Linked DNA regions of Homo sapiens: regions 1, 3 and 4 are each linked to region 2. Evidence: chromatin contacts called from ENCODE Hi-C or POLR2A ChIA-PET data. All regions are on one chromosome and are shown on one strand. The core of a region is the stretch at or near the end of the contact, and the rest is flanking DNA. Distances in the headings are between cores, read along the strand shown. Region 1 holds the start of INTS4 (integrator complex subunit 4). Region 2 holds the start of UVRAG (UV radiation resistance associated). Region 3 holds the start of FCHSD2 (FCH and double SH3 domains 2). Region 4 holds the start of MRPL48 (mitochondrial ribosomal protein L48).

Region 1 (2,700 bases), core at 60-2,559, 2.2 Mb after region 2:
CACTGGGTGGAGAACAAAAAGAAAGGGAAGAATGGCATGTATTCTGTGAGAAGAGACAACCAGTGCAAGAGTTTTGAGATATGCAAACACAAGAACACATGGCATATCTGGTCATGTGAGGATGGGTGGAAGAGGGCTGAGCAGTCTTGGGAAATGGGAACAACAGAATGTTGGGAAGAGAGGAAATCACATTGTGCAACAGTGCTAATGTTCTTAATGCCACTGAACTTTATACTTAAAATTGTTAAAATTGTAAATTTTATATTATGTATTGACATATTTTGTATTTGTATTAACATATTTTAATGCTGGATGAATGAATCCATGTAATGTTTAAGGATCAGTATCCTGCTGGATGCTCTAAGCCTTGCCACTCTACAAGTCTAAGGATCTAAGAATGCAACCAATGCACTGGTGTAAATTTGGGGGCATGTCAGGAATGCAGAATCTTGCCTCACCTCCTCTGCTTGACTTATCAAATAGAATCGACATTTGAACAACGTCCCCAGGTAATTTGTATACACATTAATATCTGAGAAATAGGACATCAGGATGATTTAGGATCAACCCTAGCAACATCTACGTGGAGACACATGGAGCATCACTGACTCCCGACAGGGACTCTGCCCACCTGTCACAACTTCATGGTGAGGAAGGTACTGCCCTCCTTCCTAGGTGAGCTGTTCTACCAATAGAGAGCTCTTCCCCTATGAAGTCTGTGACCCCCGCCTGCTTAGACTGCGCCTGAAGGAATTCTATAGACCCTTCTTTCAGCCCCTTAGAACCTTGTGTATATTCCAACTGGTCCCTGGGAGGTTTTTTTTTGGAACGGGGGTGCGGGGAGGCTAGAAGGGGCTCTGCTGCTAACTGGCTGTATCCTCGTACCCCTCCGGAAGGCTCAATGTCCACATCTGGAAAACGAGGATGCTAATGTAACGCGATGGAGCAAAGTTGTGTGAGAGAATAAAATGAAATAACGGATAAGACAGTTTCGTAAATTAAAAAACACTGTTTCTCCTAATAATTTTTTTAAAATCCTGTCAGACTTCACATATTAATGACAACAGCGGCTGCAAACTAACACGCCCACTAACTTGCAATATCAGAGATTATCAACAAGTCAGCACTTAACACGGGCGTATGGAGCCTCTTCTGTTCCGGCAAAGTGCCTGGGATTTGGATAATCTACCCTGGTCCGGATCGGTTCTGGATCTTTCCCGCCAGAGCTTACCTGAACCACTTTCGTGAATTCCTCATAAACCCGCTTCTTAAGGTGCGCCGCCATGCCTACCCGCGGGCCCTCTCAGCTTCCGTACACTAGGAGGGAGGCGGGGGTGGACGGATCCGGAAAACTTGCGTAGGCGCGGGGGGTGGGTGGATGACTTGCCGAGATCCCACAAGGCAGTGGGATTTGGGGAAAGAGCGACCGCTTCCTGTTGCTCGACTGCCTCGCCACTGTACGGACTGATTTGGCGGCCTACGCCGGAAGAACGGAAATAAGAGCTTCGCTTGTGGGAGGCGGGGCCTCTGGCGGGAGGAGCTGAGACTGAAAGGGTGGGCAACCCAATGGGAGCTTTGGGAGGCTGGTTGGTGGCCTCGGAGTGGCTAAGAGACTAGCGCGGCGCGGCGCGAAGGGAGGGAGGGAGGAAGTACAGGTTAAAGGGCAGAGGCGGGGTGCTCCAGAGCTAGAGGCAAAACCCGGAGCTCTGTAAGGGGTTTACGACTCGTGAAAAAACTCAGAGGCTCGGCTGACTTTCCCATCATCCTTTGCTGTACACGATGCTGTTTGTAGGTTTCCTGAGCACTGCCTTTGTTCAAGCTGTGCGCCACCTCTCTTGTTTTGGGGTGCCTTTCCATACTTCCTTATTCCAGTTTTGCAAAAGCTGCCATCCTTTAAGGCATCAATCCCTGCTCTGATAGCTATAGTACAGTAGAAGACTTCTGAGACCAAGGATAAAGCAACAAAGCTACAGACTACAGCTCTGGTTCTTGAGCAAATGGCTCAACTACAAATGCATTTATAATAACTAACCTGACAAAGATGTGACAATGGAGTGAAATAATGCAGGAACATTTTACGGACTGTAAGGTGTAGTGCACATGTTAGTGTCAGTAAATCCAAGGTCAAGTTTTACAACCTACATGAAACTAGCTGTTCATTATTTTGGTCTTTCAAAAGAATGTGGGCCAGGCGCGGTGGCTCATGCCTGTAATCCCAATACTTTGGCAGGCCGAGGCGGATGGATCACTTGAGGTCAGGAGTTCGAGACCAGCCTGGCCAACATGGGGAAACCCCGTCTCTACTAAAAATACAAAAATTAGTCGGGGCATGGTGGCACACGCCTGTAATCCCAGTTTCTTGGGAGGTTGAGGCAGAAGAATCACTTGAACATGGGAAGCGGAGGTTGCAGTGAGCCGAGATCGCGCCACTGCACTCCAGCCTGGGCGACTGAGCGAGACTCCGTTATCAAAAAAAAAAAAAAAGAATTAATGTGGGATAGTTTAAAAAAAAAAAAGCAGGAGGCTGAGGTGGATACAGAGGACCCAAAAATAAACAAAAGATAGTATTTATCCTCAAGGTCCTACAATCTGAGAAGACAGACACCCAAACTGATGGTGACAGTGCAACTGAAATGTGCTGGGTAACGGGAATGAATGTGGTTCAAACAGACCTAATTTCTTCAGAGTGCCTCAGGGAAG
Region 2 (2,897 bases), core at 75-2,574:
TCCTGATTCTCTGTCAGGCACTGGGGATCCAGAGATGAATCAGACAAAGTCCTTTTGCTTGAAGAATTCACAGTATTTTGTGTGTGTGTGGGAAGGAGGGTGGCTGCTTACATGTGTTAAAAGACAATGTGGCCAGGCCTGGTGGCTCATGCCTGTAATCCCAACACTTTGGGAGCCCGAGACTGGAGGATCGCTTGAGCCTGGGAGTTTGAGACTAGTCTGGGAAATATGGCCAGAACCCCATCTTTACAAAAAAATTTTAAAATTAGCTGGGCCTGGTGGCATGTGCCTGTATTCCCAGCTACTTAGGAGGGTGAGGTGGGAGGATCACTTGAGCCCAGGAGGTCGAGGCTGCAATGAGCCGTGATTTTGCCACTGCACTCCAGCCCGGGCGAAAGAATGAGGCACTGTTAAAAAAAATTAATAGAATAATCCAGACCCACGGTAGGGTCAAAATTCCTAACTCAAGGTCCCAGAGAGGCTCAGAGAAGCCTTTTGGAAGAAGGGACTCCTGCCCCAGCTAAGACTGATGGATAAGTAGCAAAGGCTTTCTGGGGACACAGCACAAACAGCCCACCTGAAGCGGTGAATCGGCGTCCTGGGTGCCTGGCACACCTTGTAGCTCAGCTTACTAGCTAGTGGAGTGCGAAGGGGCGTGTACTTGTCGGTTGGAGCTGGTCATGAAAGAGCTCGTGGGACTGCCCGACGGTTCTCAGGTCCCAGTGCATCCTGCGTGGTGGCTCTCTGCTGAACCATAAAGCATTCCTTTTCAATCCCTGCACGCTCACGCCGGGAAAAGACTGCACAAGGGGCCTGCCAAGGCAGACAAGCGATCGCCACCCAGCTGGCTTCCGAGGGTCCCCGCCCTCCACCGGAGGCCTGTTACCACGGCAACCAGTGAGGGCGGAAGTGGCTCAGAAGACCGGTTCTCCCTAATCAGGTGACTCTCCCGCCTCCTGCACGTGACACCGGAGCCCAGAAGCGCGCTCTACCTAATCAAGACCCCACCCCTCTTTCCCTTTACTGACAATTGACAGCGACCTCTTGCAATGGCCCTTCCGCCTCCACCAGGAGACTCTGCCCGTTGGTAGTAAAAGAACCAATTAGACTGGGAAAAAAAGAAGCAACGCCCCAGGTTTCACCCCGGCTTGACAGACGCAATTGAGGCCATCCTTGAGTCCCTCCGCCCCCAAGTCCAGTAATGCCAGCGATGGACAGACCTTCTACCCAATAGCACGCCCCTTTTCTGCCGTTGGGTCCCGCCCCCTTGAGGGCTAAGCCAATGAGCGCTCCGGGTCTCAGCGGGGTGGAGGGGTTGCACTGCGGTAATATGGCTCTTCCTTAGCCAGCGGCGGCAACGGCGGCAGCGGCGGCAGCGGCGGCGGCTACTGTCTGGGCTGAGCAGTAGTGCCTCTCGGGTGGCGGGTTTCTAGGCTGCAGGGGCTTGGTAGGTGGTGGCAAGGGGGCGGCGGCGGATGCCGGAAGAGTGCCCGCCCCGCCGCTTGGCGGCCCCTGGATCGAGATGAGCGCCTCCGCGTCGGTCGGGGGCCCCGTCCCCCAGCCACCCCCGGGCCCGGCCGCTGCTCTGCCTCCCGGTTCTGCCGCGCGGGCCCTGCATGTGGAGCTGCCGTCTCAGCAGGTAAGCCCGCGCGGCTCGCAGCACTCGGGAGGGACCCGGGCAGGCCCGCGTGGAGAGCTTGCTGGCTCCGGGCTGACCCCGCGAGCCGGGACACCCAGAGCAGGGACCCGGAGGGCTCGCGGGACTGAGGAAGACTGTCAGGAGGTTTGTGCGGGGAGGGGTCCAGTGATGGCCGAACCTCCGGGAGATCCCGGAGTCCTAGGAGAATCCCGTTACAGGAGATGGGCTTGTTAAGGGACAAGCAGCCAGCCAGCTCAAGTCCCTGGGGCCCCGGCCCGAGGCCGCCTCCCCCAACGCAGGGAGCCGGGGATTGCCCCGCGCAGACCCTCTCCCTCGTTCCGCCCAGGAAGGGACCCGGGGAACCCCCTGTGTCCCACGGGCCATAGTGAAAGCACTTTTCCTTTCTTTCCCCACCTGGCCATCCCCGCTTACGGAGAAACCAGTTTGTACTCTTCGTGCAAGAGCCCTGGAGGAGACTTTAGGGTGTCTACCATTTGCTTTAATCTCCCCTGATTATTAAGTATTCGGCCTCTTTAGAGAAATGTATTCAAGACTTGGGGGTTTCCTTCCTAATTCTCCGAGTCCCAAGGAACGCATCTTAATAATTAGGAGGACTTTTTCCTTCTTCATTCCCTTCAGTGAGTCTCTGTGGAAGGAGGATTTGATGTATATATTCATGTGTTCCTCCATCCTTTAGGAAGGGCTTTGAGGACTTCTTGGCTCTGCGTTGTAGGAAGATAAGAAGGGGGAAACACTGACTTTGGAGATGTGACAAAACTCTTTGTTTCACTCACATATCTGTAGAGTACTTCCCTCCTTATATCGGTTGCCTTCCTTCTGTCCCCCAAGGGGAGATTTTGCAGGAATCTTAGCATTAAAGAGACCTAAAGAATACCTTTCACCCTCTCCCTTTATTCCTCCTGCCAAGAAGAGGATCTAGAGAAACTGTCATTTACTGAGAACTTACCGTGTTGGATTTGTGCAAAGGGCTCAGTGGCCATTAGTTCACTGAATTTTCACAACTCTGTGAGATAGCTGTTTTTATTACCCCCATTTGGCAGTTGAGGAAACTGAGGCTTGTCCAGAGCCTTCCAGTTAGTAAGTGGTGGGGCTGGGTTGCAGAATCCAGTGTCTGACTCTGCAGCCATGCACGTGCTTGAGACTTGGGCAGCCTTCCTCCACCACCTTTACACAGGACAGAGTGAGTTCTTTCATACACCCCTCCAACTTTCCATCAGCTACCAGTGGGACTTAGGAA
Region 3 (2,872 bases), core at 342-2,841, 2.7 Mb before region 2:
GCTTTTAAACTACCCCGGGAAGCCGATCCCCGTGGAGGCTCCACTTCAAACAGCGGAGAACAGCAAATGCCTGCTGGCCAGAGAGCCTCGCCCGCCAGGCCGGGGCCCCAGGGTTCGAAGTTAACGGTCAGTCTGGAATCTCGGCCTCAGCAGTGGGACCACCCGGAGGGGTGGGGGTACATGTTCGAAAGAAAAGGACTCACTTAAATGGAGAAACCCGGATTAGGAAAGAGAGAAAGCAGCGGCAGCAGACACGGGTGAGTTAGGCGTTAGGCAAATGTTTGCCCACGAGGGGAGGACAGAACGGCCTCATCCACCCAGTGCCCAGAGTAGACATTCAGTATCCATCTGTAGGATTAAAAAGACAAGGACACAGCCTCGGCCCCTGGGAAAGCTGGGGAAGGGCGCAGCGGGGAGACTGATGACAAGCCGGGTGCATCCGTCACTCCCACCCTGGTCATCCAACCCCGGATCGCAGTGCACACCCCACGCACCTCCCGGGCCCGGTCCTCGCTTTTCTGAAGACAGCACGACAGCCTCCTCGCCCCTCAGCCGGGGACGAGGCAGGACCCGTCAATCCTTAATTTGTTTTCCCTTGGGGTGGGGAGGCGGTGACTATTCCAACTTCTTTTCGGCCGCCCCGTGGGAAAAGCAGGCCAAACCCTAAGGCTAGGCTAGAAACAAATCCCCCGCAAATTTGCAAACGGGCGGGGCTGGCGACAAGCGGCTGGAGGGCTCAAAGCTGGTGCAGACTAAACAATCACACACGCACAAGGCTCTGCAAAGCTGCAGGGGCGTCCCCGCCTCCCCCTCGGTGCAGCCCCGAGAATGCACTTTGCAGCGGGCAGCATTGCCATGCGCGCGCACACACACAAATGCACACCCGAAACTCTTGTGAAATGTCTGGGGGTCTCCTGCGTTAGAGGACGGACGAGCCCCGGCGGCCCCTCTGTCGGAAAGGCAACTCACACGCGCGCCCCCCACCTGGAGCCGGCGGCAAGTCGGTGACAAGCCCAAGACGAGGGCGGTCACGGCCCCTTGCGGGAGGGGGAAGGGGCGCAGCGGTCGCCCCAGCCGCGTTCCGCGTACGCATCTCTCCGAACCCCAAAGCCCCCCAGCTGCGCCCTTACCTTCCTCGGCGGCGGCTGCATGATGCTGAAGGGACATCAATCCTCCCCGACGGCAGCGTTAGCAAGGACCAGGAGGAGGAGGAGGGCCGGAGAGGAGGGGACGGCCCAGCGAGCGCGCGCGTGTGTGAAAGGAGCGCTTAAGAAGCAAGACTTGCCCCGGAGGGAGCAGGCCAGCGGGCGGCAGGCGGACCCCAGCCAGAGAGCGAGTGTGAGGAGACGAGGGAGGAGCACCGGGAAGGCTTGGGGCCCGGGCGGCCCGGGCGGCCCGGGGGTGTGTGAGGAAGGAGGCGGAGACGGCGAGGGGGCGGGGGCCCCAGGAGCAGGGGCGCGAGGGTCTCAGCCGGCCGGGCGGCGGGTTAGCCGCAGCCGCGTTGTCCGCGCTCCCGGTCGGCCGCCTGCGCCGCCGCTCCCGGCGGACGCAGCGGCCCCCACCCCACCCACTCAGGCGGCCCGGCCCTCGCTGGGCCTAACGCCCCCGCCCGCCCGGGAGGAGGAAGGTGGCGCCGCTCTCCCCGCTAGGGCTCCACCACTCAGGCCGCGGGAATTTCCGGCCTCGCCGCGCGGCGCAGCGCCCCGCTCCGGATGCTGAGGGAACCGCTCTGTCCAGAGCGGGGTTCGAGGGGCCGGTCCGGGCTGCCAGGAGGGAGCTAGGCCACGGCACGGGGCTTCGTACCGCGGCAGGGGAAGGGGGAAGCTAACGGATTGGTCGGTGGGTGGGAGGTGTAGAAACGCCAGCGCCACGCGAAAATCCCCCCTTTCTCTCCGAGAGTGGCACGTTCCAGACGCCTCCTGCCCTCCCTCCCCCACGCTGGGAGCCAGCCGGGGGCTTCCCGCGCGCTTTCCCGCCAGCTCGCCCCGGCGCGCGCGTCTCCGCTCGGGGGCGCGCACGTGGGCGGGAGAGGGCTCCGCGCCGACGCACGCGCACAGGCCGCCCCCGCCTCCTGCCTGCCTTTGCGTGTGTGTGTGTGTGTGTGTGTGTGTGTGTGTGTGTGTGTGTGTGTGTGTGTGTGTGTGTCGGGGGGCGCGGGGGACGACGCTCGCAGGGAAACGTTTGCAGTGGGGAGGGGGGCGCAGCATGCCTGTGGGATACGAGAATTCCGGCGTTTTCTTCCTCTCAGCCCCTCAACACCCTACTCTCCCTACCAGCTAGATGTGCGCGAGAGAGGCGAGCAAGGACAAGTCGCTTTGCGGCTGGCCGCAGGTGCCAGGCCATTGCGATTGTAGGGCGGAAAGGCAGTTGCTCTGCAAAGGAAACGGCGGCACTCTACTGCAGGGCATTCAAGTCAAACATCACTGACTCCGCTGAGAGGGAGCCAAGAGAACGTTAAGGCCGAGGCCCCCGTTTCACAGACGGGGAGGCAAGTGCCCATAGAGGGAAGCCTTTCTAAAGGTTACACAGCAGGACTAGAATCTGCGTCAGGAAGTGTTCTATGGGTTATTTTAAAAAAGAAACAGGTGCAGGATAATAAGCACGAGGAAAAGTAGAAGAGGCAGGAGAGGCCATAGAGGAAGCCCTTGTCTGGGAGTCAGGATCTCTGGGTGCCAGTCCACTTTGCCTGCTCCTTAACAGGCTAGGTGAGCTCGGCTTCCTTATCTGCCAGTGAGGGTGCTTATCTAAGCAGTGCACCCCACCACCACACATGAACCTTCCTGCTCTGTTCAGACCATCTACGGGGGAGTTTATCGACCTCCCTTGGGGTCCTCAGAAGAGGAATACCTCTTCCCCATGCCCAGGGAGGTTT
Region 4 (2,700 bases), core at 27-2,526, 2.0 Mb before region 2:
TTGGCCTCCCAAAGTGCTGGGATTACAGGCATGAGCCACCGCACCCGGCCATGTATCTTATTAGATTGTATTTACCTGGACTAGACAAGGAAAGAAACTCTCTGGCTGCCAACCTGCCCTTTTGCAAACCTATAGTCACAGTCCCATAAAATAGATGAAGCACAGGCACGGAAATGAAACAGCTCACCACTTATATAACATTATGTTAACTAGGTACCTTCTTCCTGTCTCTGTTCCTCATCTGTGAAATGGGTATAATGATCCTCAGCCTCATAGGGTTATTGGAAAGACTAAATGAACCCATACACCCATAAAGAACCGACCTGGCACATACTAGCATTTGATTGATTTTTTTTTTCTTATTTAAAATTTCACTTCTAAAACCCCAATAGCATTTATTAGGCAATAATCAATCACTGTACTGGAGGAGGTATGCCTGGTCCATTATATTTCCAAGCATAATTAATTGTCGTATCTGTGTTACCTCAGTACTTTGCACACAATTCTGGTATTTCACTTACCATACTAGATACTAATTATTTGTTACTAGATACTAATTATTTTTTGCTATTATTTTGATTGAGTTCCTCAAGGACTGAGATCCTGACTAATTTATTCCAGCATCTAGCACAGGACGTGGAAATCTGACTTCTAAACTCAATTTAAGAGATGATTGGCTGGGCCTGGTGGCTCACGCTTGTAATCCCAGCACTTTAGGAGGCCGAGGCGGGCGGATCACCTGAGGTCGGGAGTTCAAGACCAGCCTGACAAACATGGAGAAACCTCATCTCTAGTAAAAATATAAAAATTAGGCGGGCGTGGTGGCGGGCACCTGTAATCCCAGCTACTTGGAGACAGAATTGCTTGAACCCGAGAGGCGGAGGTGGCAGTGAGCTGAGATCGTGCCACTACACTCCAGCCTGCGCAACAGAGCGAGACTCCGTCTCAAACAAACAAAAAAGTCAGATCTGTGCTAGACGCTGAAAGGAATTAATCAGACAGGATCTCAGTCTTTTAAGAACTTTCAAATACAGAGAAGAGGTGGTAACAAATCATTAGTGTATAATATTGTAAGCGAAAAATTAGAATTGTGTGCTAAGTACTGGGGTAACACAGAGATGGTAATTAATTCTTTCTGGAGAAACAGCAGTGAATGTGACAACCTGAGTGAGGGTGGAAAGCAGGAGAATTTCTAGACTCTGAATTTCAGAAGCTTCCGGAACTAAAATGATGTGGAAGTTGAGTGAGTCTCGGTGGGATATTGCTGCTGCACCTGGTCAAGGCCGTTCCTTCAGTGTTTTCAGACGCCCTGGGAACGCGGCTGCAGGGTCCGGTCTTCGGTTTGCACAGCTAGAGGCCGCGCAGCAGCAAAGGATGAGCGGAACCTTGGAAAAGGTAACGTAGATTCCACGCACGCGGGGCGCGGGGAGATGGCGGACGGTGCAGAGAGGGGAGATGGCGGAGGGTGCAGAGCGGGGAGGTGGCGGCGCGCGGACATCCGGGGATGAGACACTGGGGCGCCCAAGGTCCTTCCCAGCAGCACATGCGGCTGCCTGGCGTTGAAGGGGCTGAGCAGATTCCTTTCCACCCGGGGCGAACTCTGCCGAGCCGACCCGTGCCACGCCCACACCACATGCCACTCTCTCCACCCAGTTTCTGGAAAAGGGAGAGCTCTGCGATGGGAATCACGACACCAGGATACGGTCCCGATTAACTGTGTGACCTTGGGCAGGTCATTTTATATTTGCATTCAGTTATCAACTTCCAGAATTTTTTCTAAGAATGCAGTTTTGACTTGCTGAACTGATGAGGATGTGAAGCTACCTGGTAATAAGGAAACAGCAGTAATAAACTAGGTTTTTGTTCTTTTCTTTCTTTTTTTTTTTTTTTTTTTTTTGACGGATTTCGCTCTGTTGCCCAGGCTGGAGTGCAGTGGTGCGATCCCGGCTCACCACAACCTTCGCCTTCCGGGTTCAAGCGATTCTCCTGCCTCAGCCTCCTCAGTAGCTGGGACTACAGGCGCGGGACACCATGCCGGGCTAATTTTTGTATTTTTAGTAGAGACGGGGTTTCACTGTGTTGGCCAGGCTGGTCTCGAATTCCTGACCACGTGATCTGCCCGCCTCGGCCTCCCAAAGTGCCGGGATTACAGGCATGAGCCACCGCGCCCTGCAATAATTAACAACATTTTCGTTTCCAAAACCTTATTTAAGTGACTGTCATAAAACCGTATGAACCACTATAAATGTGTTCCTGGGCTTTCTCCCGTTCCCTTAACAGATTTAACAGATTTCATTTGTGCTCTTTCAATTGTATCATGCTGCTTAGATTAATGACTCATTTTAGCAATTTATATTAAAATTTTGTTTTAGGCATTAATTGTGGCAACTATATTTCCATGATTCATAGGTCAGCATGGTCGTTGCAGCTCATGGGTCTACCTGTGGTTACCTTGGGGCTGCCCTTGAATGTGTGAGGGCCCACGCCTCACTTCATCCTTTATGAAACAATTCACTTGTTCACCTTAGCCAGTTTGTAAGAATTTGGCCAAATATGGTGCCAAGATAATAGAAAAAAAAATCAGAAAGTTTCAAAATTCCATTGTTAAAGATGGTCACACTGGTGACTACACTCCTTGATTTGCCTTGGTTCCAAGAAGGGCTAAAAGGGAGGGATTATTTTTCAAGGAATACTATTTCC

The links. A loop is a pair of places that touch in the nucleus more often than their neighbours do. ChIA-PET counts read pairs that join two places held with the same protein, here RNA polymerase II (POLR2A). Pooled maps may share reads with other maps.
Region 1: a map of CD8-positive, alpha-beta T cell shows a loop between it and region 2 (9-fold over the local background). The contact joins the promoter of INTS4 here to the promoter of UVRAG in region 2. A Hi-C loop is called at or near these places in 2 of 168 maps with a recorded cell type or tissue (CD4-positive, alpha-beta T cell and CD8-positive, alpha-beta T cell) and 6 of 50 pooled maps.
Region 3: a loop to region 2 is called in a map of naive thymus-derived CD4-positive, alpha-beta T cell, with 9 times the contacts of the local background. The contact joins the promoter of FCHSD2 here to the promoter of UVRAG in region 2. A Hi-C loop is called at or near these places in 1 of 168 maps with a recorded cell type or tissue (naive thymus-derived CD4-positive, alpha-beta T cell), 1 of 37 single-sample maps with no recorded cell type and 9 of 50 pooled maps.
Region 4: a pooled map shows a loop between it and region 2 (7-fold over the local background). The contact joins the promoter of MRPL48 here to the promoter of UVRAG in region 2. A Hi-C loop is called at or near these places in 1 of 168 maps with a recorded cell type or tissue (CD4-positive, alpha-beta T cell) and 6 of 50 pooled maps. POLR2A ChIA-PET finds 5 or more read pairs at or near these places in 1 of 52 experiments (Caco-2).

What each region holds. Positions count from the first base shown.
Region 1 is chr11:77,993,359-77,996,058 of GRCh38, forward strand. It overlaps INTS4 (integrator complex subunit 4), which reads right to left and starts at 1,310. Exons shown (of 23, transcript NM_033547.4): 1 at 1,232-1,310. The coding sequence starts at 1,285. RefSeq lists an enhancer at 1,225-1,424 and a silencer at 1,625-1,694.
Region 2 is chr11:75,813,886-75,816,782 of GRCh38, forward strand. It overlaps UVRAG (UV radiation resistance associated), which reads left to right and starts at 1,325. Exons shown (of 15, transcript NM_003369.4): 1 at 1,325-1,639. The coding sequence starts at 1,523. It overlaps UVRAG-DT (UVRAG divergent transcript), which reads right to left and starts at 912. Exons shown (of 2, transcript NR_144531.1): 1 at 578-912. RefSeq lists enhancers at 1-635, 559-988, 859-1,153 and a silencer at 1,449-1,648.
Region 3 is chr11:73,140,727-73,143,598 of GRCh38, forward strand. It overlaps FCHSD2 (FCH and double SH3 domains 2), which reads right to left and starts at 1,592. Exons shown (of 20, transcript NM_014824.3): 1 at 1,131-1,592. The coding sequence starts at 1,151. RefSeq lists enhancers at 1-189, 190-811, 311-540, 2,411-2,520, 2,601-2,740 and 1 more and silencers at 721-860, 1,261-1,640, 1,801-2,180.
Region 4 is chr11:73,786,598-73,789,297 of GRCh38, forward strand. It overlaps MRPL48 (mitochondrial ribosomal protein L48), which reads left to right and starts at 1,277. Exons shown (of 8, transcript NM_016055.6): 1 at 1,277-1,395. The coding sequence starts at 1,375. RefSeq lists enhancers at 1,211-1,270, 1,411-1,490.